Regions from separate parts of the Homo sapiens genome. Here all the other regions are linked to region 2. A link is a contact called in ENCODE Hi-C or POLR2A ChIA-PET data. All regions are on one chromosome and are shown on one strand. The core of a region is the stretch at or near the end of the contact, and the rest is flanking DNA. Distances in the headings are between cores, read along the strand shown. Region 1 overlaps RAD51B (RAD51 paralog B). Region 2 overlaps RAD51B (RAD51 paralog B). Region 3 has its middle 180 kb from the start of RAD51B-AS1.

Region 1 (2,700 bases), core at 143-2,642, 290 kb before region 2:
TGACTAAAAAAATGGGGTGGGAAAACTTAACGCAAGTTTGTGACAAGGGAACAAACAGAAGAGATTAATGCCTGTCCTGATACATTTCAAAAGGTGATCAAACTGTTCTTGATTGCAAAAGCAAAGCAAGAAAGATGAGGCACATAGCTTTCCAGCTCTAAAAAAGATCGCTGTTGCTTTGTTTTCTGTTTTCTTCTGCCACCCTATGCCAAGTGGTTGGAGATATGGGAAACTAATTTCATCTCCAGCACCTTCTCCGGACCTGTCTCAGGGTGCCCTGGTCTCCCCAGCTCCCGCTCATTCAAACCTACACTAATAGACGACAGCCCCAGGATCCAAATTAAACCTGTCATACCTGACTTTGATTTTGCAAAAATGATATAAAAAACACACTTCTGTCTTACTGAGGAACTAAGCCACTATCTTCTGTCCTGTTCCAAACAACCTGGCTTTTCTTTTACAAATCCTCCCCAGATCCCTGAGGAAAGGAGTAACGGGGAGGCTGTGCTAGATCAACCCTTCATTCCCCTGGACCTCCCCTTCCTTAGGTTCTGTTTCACCAAGTCCGCAGGTGTTTGTGCCTATGAGCCCCTGAAAACTAGGAGGGCTCCCGGAGAGCTGGGACCTGGGTTTTCCTCTAGGCCTCCTGCAGCGCCAGCAACACAGCCCAGCTGCTTTCAATGACAGAATCTTTATTCTTGGCCTTGAGTCCCAGCTGTGTTCTGGGTGGCACAACATTCGGGGCTTGCTAAGGGAACAAAGGACATGACCAGAGGAGAGGTGGGTCAACCTGGAGCTCACTGTAAACTCCCTTTCCTTTCTGCTGCCAGATGCTTCTGTGGGCACACACCATTAAAGCTGATTCCCAGAACCAACTCCTGCTCTTACCTCTCCACTAGGCCCCAGCACACTTGAGCATCACTCTAAGAGGCTAGCCAAACTGCTGAGCTTTTTCACTTAGTGGGCACTGAGACTTGCATGGTGAACTCTGGGGACCAAAGGAAAAATGGATTCATGAGATCCCCTCCTACCCCAACATTTCCCACTTCATTGCACAGAGAGGCTCAACTCTCTCTCTGCCTGGGATCTCAGAGTCCAAACCCTCAGGAAACTGGTGGCTGTGAGCTCCCTCTCCTTTGGGGCCTAAGTATTTCCAGCATCCAGAGGCCAGGATCCCAGACAAACGCTGGACAGACAAAGGAGATGCAAACAGGATGGTATTACCATGTTAATGGCCTGAGTTGAGGCCTCCTGAAGATGCTGGGAGGAGGGGGGTTCTTTCATTTACTTTTTTTCTTCCTTTTTTTTTTTTTTGCAAAAGGAGAATAGTTCCGCTTTCTATTTTACTACAACAATAGCATGGACCGGCTCCTTCAAGAGTTTCAAAAAGCAGCCTGAGAAATCTCTAACCAGCCCCTCAGTCTCTCCAGCCTGCCGCTTTATTGTCCTTCCCATCCCAGTGAACAAAGGGGAGGGAAGGGTAGAAGTCCCCCAGTTGCTGACTGTTCTCAGCATCCTAATCCTTGAGAACCGGTGAGGGAAATGGCCTGTGGAGCTGGTAAATCGAATTCTGCCCTCACCTTTTATTCCCTCCCTCTGCTTGAGCACTCAGGAGTTCTTCAGGTATTATAAAATCTCCGGGCTAGCAGGCCAGTAGGCATCTTGGGGCTTGCCAAGGGATAAAAGGCACTGAGGGATCATTCCCTACCCCCACGGGTAGCTGGTGTGGTTGGCTTGTTTCCACCATCCAGGTGGCTCTATTGAAGACCGAATGTCGGCCACAGTGGCTGGCGGCCTCCCTTCTAGTTGGCAGCACAGGAGCTGCCCTGTCTGTCTCTAAGTCCCTGGACATGGGCTGCACATCCCACCCAGAGCTCCAGGTGCCAACCTCCACACCAACTCGGGGCTCACCTGCCAGTGCAGCTCCTCATGTAAGAAAAGCTACTTGGCCTTGACTGATGGTACCTTTCCAAGTTTTCCACCCAGGGACCAAGGGTTTCTTTGCTTTAAACCTGGGGAATCATGCAGGTGTCTTTTAGTTTGGTCATGTGGTAAGAAGGGGGAAAAATTAGCTTTGATGTTGCAGTATGTGGAGATCTCAAGGGTACAACTGGGCTGAGCTAAGGGAATGATGAGTACATCCTCTCCTAGGAGGATCGGACAAAGCTGATGTGACAAGGCTGTTAGAGATCCCGCAGGATGGTTACAACAATCCACGTAAGAAAAACGTTTTATGCTGCAGCCCCCACACAAACTCATAATGTATGTGGACATTCACAAACACACAATCACACAAGAAATATTTTATGAAATGAAACAATATGTGTGATATAATCTGATATTTTTTCTTCACTCTTTCTTCTGTCTTCTCTCTCTCTCTGTTTTCAAATGCTGGTTGTGATTCATCAATTTCACTTCATGACCCACCAATGGGTTGCGACAGTTTTCAAAGTCTTGAATCAAGGTTAATGTTTTCATTTTCCAGCTGACAAAAGCAAGGCCCAGAGATTTTCTCAAGATCATACCAAAGCTGAAGGTAAAATCCAAAGGTTCTTTCTAGTAAATGAGGGGCCTGCATTTTCTGGGGACCTGCATTTTTTGTTTTCCCAAAGTCTTTGGGAGCACACAGCAAGAAGGCAGAGTGTGCCAAGAGGTTTGTTTTCAAGGGCATTGCTGGTAAAAGCAGAGGTGTTCCACTGC
Region 2 (2,700 bases), core at 42-2,541:
CAAATTAAGTCAGTCAAAATCCCCCAAATAAGAAGTTAACCAAACTAAAATCAAAATCATAAACCAACATCATAAGTTGGAACAAGTGTCAACCAAGGAAAGAAAAGGAATACAGGTCCAGTAATCAACCTGAAGTTATACATCTAAAAAGTGGTGTGGCCAGATTAAGCCCCTAATCTAGGTGGCTCAAAGCTTATGTTCTTTTCCATGTCTTACCTCTCTAGGTGTAGTCACAGAGAGTCTATGCGCCTTAAATCGCTAAGAAACTAGGCATGTTTGCAAATGCCTTAACATTTTCCCCGGAAGGTGAAACCTAAAAAAGTGGTTAGCAAACGTATCTCAGAATTTGTTTCTGCAGTACATGTCTCTTTCAGTTTCTACAATGTGGTGAGGAAATTAAACATCTCTCTGGCTCTCCTTTACCACATGAACACCCATGTGTATGTGGATGCATGCACACACACACACACGTGTATGCATGTGCAAACACATACAATTTAACCATCTTCACTTCAGATGGTCTGACCTTCAAGTCAGGTTACCCATAATCAGAAACTGGAATATATAAAAAGGACATATGAAAAAGAATTTAAATTGAATTGAATATTAAAAGTTACAGAACTCACATATTCTCTGTTCAAGCAAATCCTGCTGCCCTTAACTGTGCAAACACATTTGTCTATAATATGTAAAATCATTACATTTGGAGATAAAGTTAAAACCAACATGTTGATCCAAACTAGTGGGAAACAAACTGAAATGCTTACAGCAGTCAAAATTGGAAAAAGTAAATCACAGAGTTACTCAGTACACTGCATAGCTGTTAATTTAGCTTTGGAAAACTCTCTCTTAAAGGAGAACTTCTAAATTGAAGCACAAGATGGCTTGAATAGAGGCAGTGGTTTGTAAGGGAGGAGGAGATTCCACAGAGTACTGAGACCACACATTAGACACCAAGGCTTCTCAAGCACCTCTTCACCTAACCCACTGTATTCTCATGGCAAAACACCTCATGATGCTCTAGGGCATGGAAACCATAATCTATATAATGCATACATCATTATATTCTTTAGGTGGCAATGGATCTAAATGAAAAATATACATAAATGTACTGTCTTAAAGCCAGTTGAAATTATTAGGCATATAAGATTGGAAAACAGGATGCCTGACTTTTACTCAGAGTTTTTCCAGTGACTCACCGTGTAATTCTGAGGACATAACCCTTTGATCCTTAGCCTACAACCCAGAGAATTTTAAATTGTGCTCCTCCAAACCCCCACCTTTGGAGGCACCCTCTCCAGCTTCTTTTGCCCTCAGATGAAAGGATCTGTAGACATGGAAAATGGTTGTTTGGTGATTTCCCGTAACTTCCTTTCTAGTATTTCAGTCATTCTCCTTTTACATCTGAGGGACACTGCAGAGAAATCACTGCTTTGCATAATCAAAGCCACAGGCTTAAAATTTCACTACTGGAGGGGGCAGGCTGAGAAGGAACAAGTCCGGCTTTAACACCACAAATATCTCCAATTACCAAATGTGGGCAGAAAAATGACAAAAAATCAAGGACAGATAGAAAGGTCCTTGGTATTCTTCAAAGCTTCCCTTTGGGATGAAAGTTCCTTGAGGCTTCCAAGGCAGAAAGCCTGGGCAGTCTGCACACCTGGGGTGCATTAGTGAGCCCTGGACTCGAGGTGAAACAGGCTGAATTTCATCTAGATGCTTCCCACAATCCGCTCTCATAAAACTCAGAGTAATTTACCAGCTTAGGAACATGGCAAGGTATTCATGGAGCACTAAATCTGGGGATTACCTTCCAGAGTCACTGGATAAATCCCACTGCTCATCTTTGTAAATACACCTTCATCTTGATTACCTTTATCTCAAGGGGAGTTTCATTTTGTTTGCTGTGGCACACGGTCAAGACTAAAACCCACCTTCAAATCAAATCATTCTCACACCTCTCCTGAGAAGTCTTTCAAAGAGCATCCAAACATTGATGTAACTAATGGGTGAGTTTTAGCATTAGGCTATGTGCCCTTCTAAATACAAAACACCAATGCCTCTGCTGTTGCTTCCCTTCCCTCACCTGCTATGTGGAGGTGATGATAACTTGTCTTGCCAGTTCCCCCAATCTGTATGAAAAGGAAGTCTCACTGTAGTTACCTGGCAGGCTCTAACCTTGCCACAGCAGCCAGTATGGTTGTTCCTGCCCAGAAAAGCCCTTGGTCTCACATTTCCCTAACTCTGTCCTGTACATCTTGAAGTATAACTCAGCACAGAGCTCACCCAGTCACCCTAATCAGTGCATTCTATACATCTGCTCGCCGTCTTTCTCCATTCCCAGCTACTTAGAGAAGCAGATCATAAGGCAGTAGTTTTGCATTCTGGCTCTGCAATTTGCTACCTGTGAGACCTTGGCAAAGTTACTTAGCCTCTTTTTGCCTGGGTTTCCATATTTGTAAAGTGGCGATAATGACGACAGCTGCTCATAAAGTTGTAAGTATTAAATATATAACCTTATCGTGCCTGAAATGTAGTAAAGCACTCAACAGCATGACGATAATCATGATGATACTTTTTCATTATCAAAGTCAACTACTTTTCTTAAAAAGAGTACTCCTCTACCCCGGCCCTCTCTAACATTTACAATCCCCTCATCTAACAGTGGGCAGAGTGGCCTCCTACTCCCAAACCACAACT
Region 3 (2,700 bases), core at 166-2,665, 330 kb before region 2:
ATGGGTCCCAGTCTTTAGAGTCCTGCTATTGTTCAGAGGTCTCCAAGTGACTAGATGTTGTGAATTGCCAGAGGGTGGCAGAGGACTCCAACCAAGCAGGGACCAAGTATAAAGCAAACTTCCATCACCATCAACAACTGGAGCCCTGCACTGGACCAGAACAGAGCCTGGGAAATGACCCCATCAGCATCTTTGGGTCCCCTCATCATGGAGACTCCCCTCAGAAATAGTCTTCAGCAGGGTTAAACCCTTGGCCAGATGGAGAAATAGCACGACACCTCTGGCTTCTGCTTCCCAGGGAGCGTGTAGTGGATCCCCTGGCACCCTCTGCTTCCGACGGTACAAAGGTTGTGGGTGTAAACCTCAAAGCTCTGTTTTGTCTAGACTTGGTTTCCGGGTGGGTTCAGGCTCTCTGCTCCATGGAACCCAACAGCCAGGAGATTTGTGCCACTGCTTCCTTGAGTCTAGACTGGCGGAGGAGCAGGGGCTCATGACTATAACATGAACGTGAACCGTGGATCAAAGTGGGTGTTCAAGACAGCTGATTGGACAAGGTCCTGAGCTATGCTGAGGAGTGATGCTGGCACTTTGGTAATGCAGTGGAATGGAATATTCCATGGTTAATTAGCAGTCACTGAGTGTCTATTGTGAGCTGGTCACCATCTGGATGAACAAACTGGCAAGTAGACTCTGAGGAGGTCACGTGCCCAGGAGTTTGTTTAGAGAGTGCAGTTTCTTCTCATATTGAGGTGTGCAGAATGTTCGCTTACAGGTGTGTGATCATGGGGTTGGGTCAAACTCCTCAACTTTCCTATGGAATGCCAGTCCTAGGACCCTCTGCAATCTGAAGCCCTCACACAAAGAACAGAGTATTTATGTCAAACTCTACCCTTCTGTGCTACCAAACAAAGCTGAGCCAGAATAAAGCAAAGTGAAAAAGCTCATAAACACTTCCTGGGGCTGGGCTCACAAAGTAAAGCTCAAAGAAGAACAAGCCAGATGCGTTTCAAACCCATAAACACACACGAGGACACCCGAGCTGCCACTGGCCCGAGCAGATTGGGTGCTAAAACAGCACTGGAGCAATGAAGGAGGGGGTCATTCTAAAATTAGAGCTCTACTTTCTCTCCCCTCTGAACATATATGAGTGGAATTATGGATTAATATTGAAAATTGATTTCATGTGTACTTCAAGAGCACCTGTGCGGTGATGCCCACACTCCCTCCCCACCCCCTCCACATACACACTCTCCCTCAACTCACCCCGGAGACCTAGAGCTTTTGCTACCAAGCACATCTTGTGTCCTGTATAAACAAGGGCTGGTAACTAGTACAGGAAATGAACTTCACAAGCATTGAATGTGTACCCACCTGTGGTATGGGGAGTTGCCAGATTTTTTTCTAACTGAGAATGTTCACAGAATCTCGAAACTTTCTTTCAGCTTCCCCCTCTGCACACTTGAGTGTGGGCGCCTACCATGTGTGCACACATACCCAAGCACAAAATTTCCCTCAATTTCCCCCAAGACATATCAACAATGAGATGTGCCCATACATACACGGGCACACAGCCAGCCATTCCCAAACCTTCTCCTTTGTCCCCCCCACCCGCCTTTCAATGTATAAATGAGAGCGCCTAGGTGTGCTGGTGCTGCCCCTCCCTGCCTCGGACACATGCAGAACTTTGCGCCCACTCAGCACGATCCAGCACACAGGAGCTGGGGAGCCAAGGATGTTTATATTCCCACGTGTGCACCGGCGTGCACGCACACATGCACGCGCACGCACAGCCACATTCCAGCTGGCCCCAGTACAGCTGTGACAGGCCTGGGTCTGTTTGCCATTGTTTTCCTTCGCCTCTAACAGGCGTTCATGCAACAGAGAGGAGGTCGTGAGAGGTTTCCACCACGTTTTGTAGCATTTACCCCGAGCCTGAGTGTTGGGGAGGTGGCTTTTGAGAATGAGCTATGGGTGGCAGGGTGGAAAGCAGAGACAAAGGCATTCCTTCCCATTTCCTGCCTGAGCTTCACTCGCTAATGTGCACTGCTCTGGATTGTTCAGAGATTTCTTTATGTGTCATCCTGTCTGAAACCTGGCTGGGAGGACGGAGGCTCAGCTAAAGAATTTCTGGAAGTTCTGTCTCAAGGTCCTGCTTTGTCACCTCTTATTACTACAACTGTTCTAGGCCCAGGCTGCCTGGGGGCACACTGTGTCCTGAAAGCCTGAGTGGCAGGCCCCAGCCACATAAGCAAAGACACATTTGGGTAGAAACTGAAGGAGATAAAAATGGACCCCAAGTGGCCACTATCCCTCTAGGGATTTTGGCCCACAAGAAAAGCTGGTATATAAAGAATTCCCCACCTGACCCTCAGCAGCAGTGAATGTTCTAATGATTCCCTCAGCAGTACATATGCAAAGTGGATACTGTCTTTGCACTGACAATAAGATTGGCTAATCTGGCTGGGCGCGGTCGCTCACGCCTGTAATCCCAACACTTTGGGAGGCCGAGGCGGGCGGATTTCCTGAGGTTGGGAGTTCGAGACCAGTCTGGCCAACATGGTGAAACCCCATCTCTATTAAAAATACAAAAAAGTTGGCCAGGCATGGTGGTGCATGCCTGTAATCCCAGCTACTCGGGAGGCTGAGGCAGGGGAATTGCTTGAACCAGAGAGGTAGAGGTTGCAGTGAGCCGAGATCATG

The links. A loop is a pair of places that touch in the nucleus more often than their neighbours do. ChIA-PET counts read pairs that join two places held with the same protein, here RNA polymerase II (POLR2A). Pooled maps may share reads with other maps.
Region 1: a loop to region 2 is called in a pooled map, with 2.5 times the contacts of the local background. The contact joins two enhancer-like sites. A Hi-C loop is called at or near these places in 1 of 37 single-sample maps with no recorded cell type and 1 of 50 pooled maps. POLR2A ChIA-PET finds 5 or more read pairs at or near these places in 1 of 52 experiments (OCI-LY7).
Region 3: a pooled map shows a loop between it and region 2 (2.9-fold over the local background). The contact joins two enhancer-like sites. A Hi-C loop is called at or near these places in 1 of 37 single-sample maps with no recorded cell type and 3 of 50 pooled maps. POLR2A ChIA-PET finds 5 or more read pairs at or near these places in 1 of 52 experiments (activated CD4-positive, alpha-beta T cell).

The regions. Positions count from the first base shown.
Region 1 is chr14:68,470,308-68,473,007 of GRCh38, reverse strand. The region is part of intron 10 of RAD51B (RAD51 paralog B); the gene reads right to left. Among named protein-coding and RNA genes, the nearest start is that of RAD51B-AS1, 210 kb to the left of the region's middle. RefSeq lists enhancers at 1,249-1,782, 1,783-2,316. Within about 2 kb of position 1,392, at least 7 of the 41 ENCODE cell types and tissues checked have a DNase peak (open chromatin) inside an H3K27ac peak, as active enhancers do.
Region 2 is chr14:68,180,347-68,183,046 of GRCh38, reverse strand. The region is part of intron 7 of RAD51B (RAD51 paralog B); the gene reads right to left. Among named protein-coding and RNA genes, the nearest start is that of RAD51B, 360 kb to the right of the region's middle. Within about 2 kb of position 1,291, at least 4 of the 41 ENCODE cell types and tissues checked have a DNase peak (open chromatin) inside an H3K27ac peak, as active enhancers do.
Region 3 is chr14:68,505,611-68,508,310 of GRCh38, reverse strand. It overlaps a transcript of RAD51B not described here. Among named protein-coding and RNA genes, the nearest start is that of RAD51B-AS1, 180 kb to the left of the region's middle. RefSeq lists enhancers at 1,222-1,785, 1,786-2,349, 2,322-2,381, 2,350-2,700. Within about 2 kb of position 1,415, at least 20 of the 41 ENCODE cell types and tissues checked have a DNase peak (open chromatin) inside an H3K27ac peak, as active enhancers do.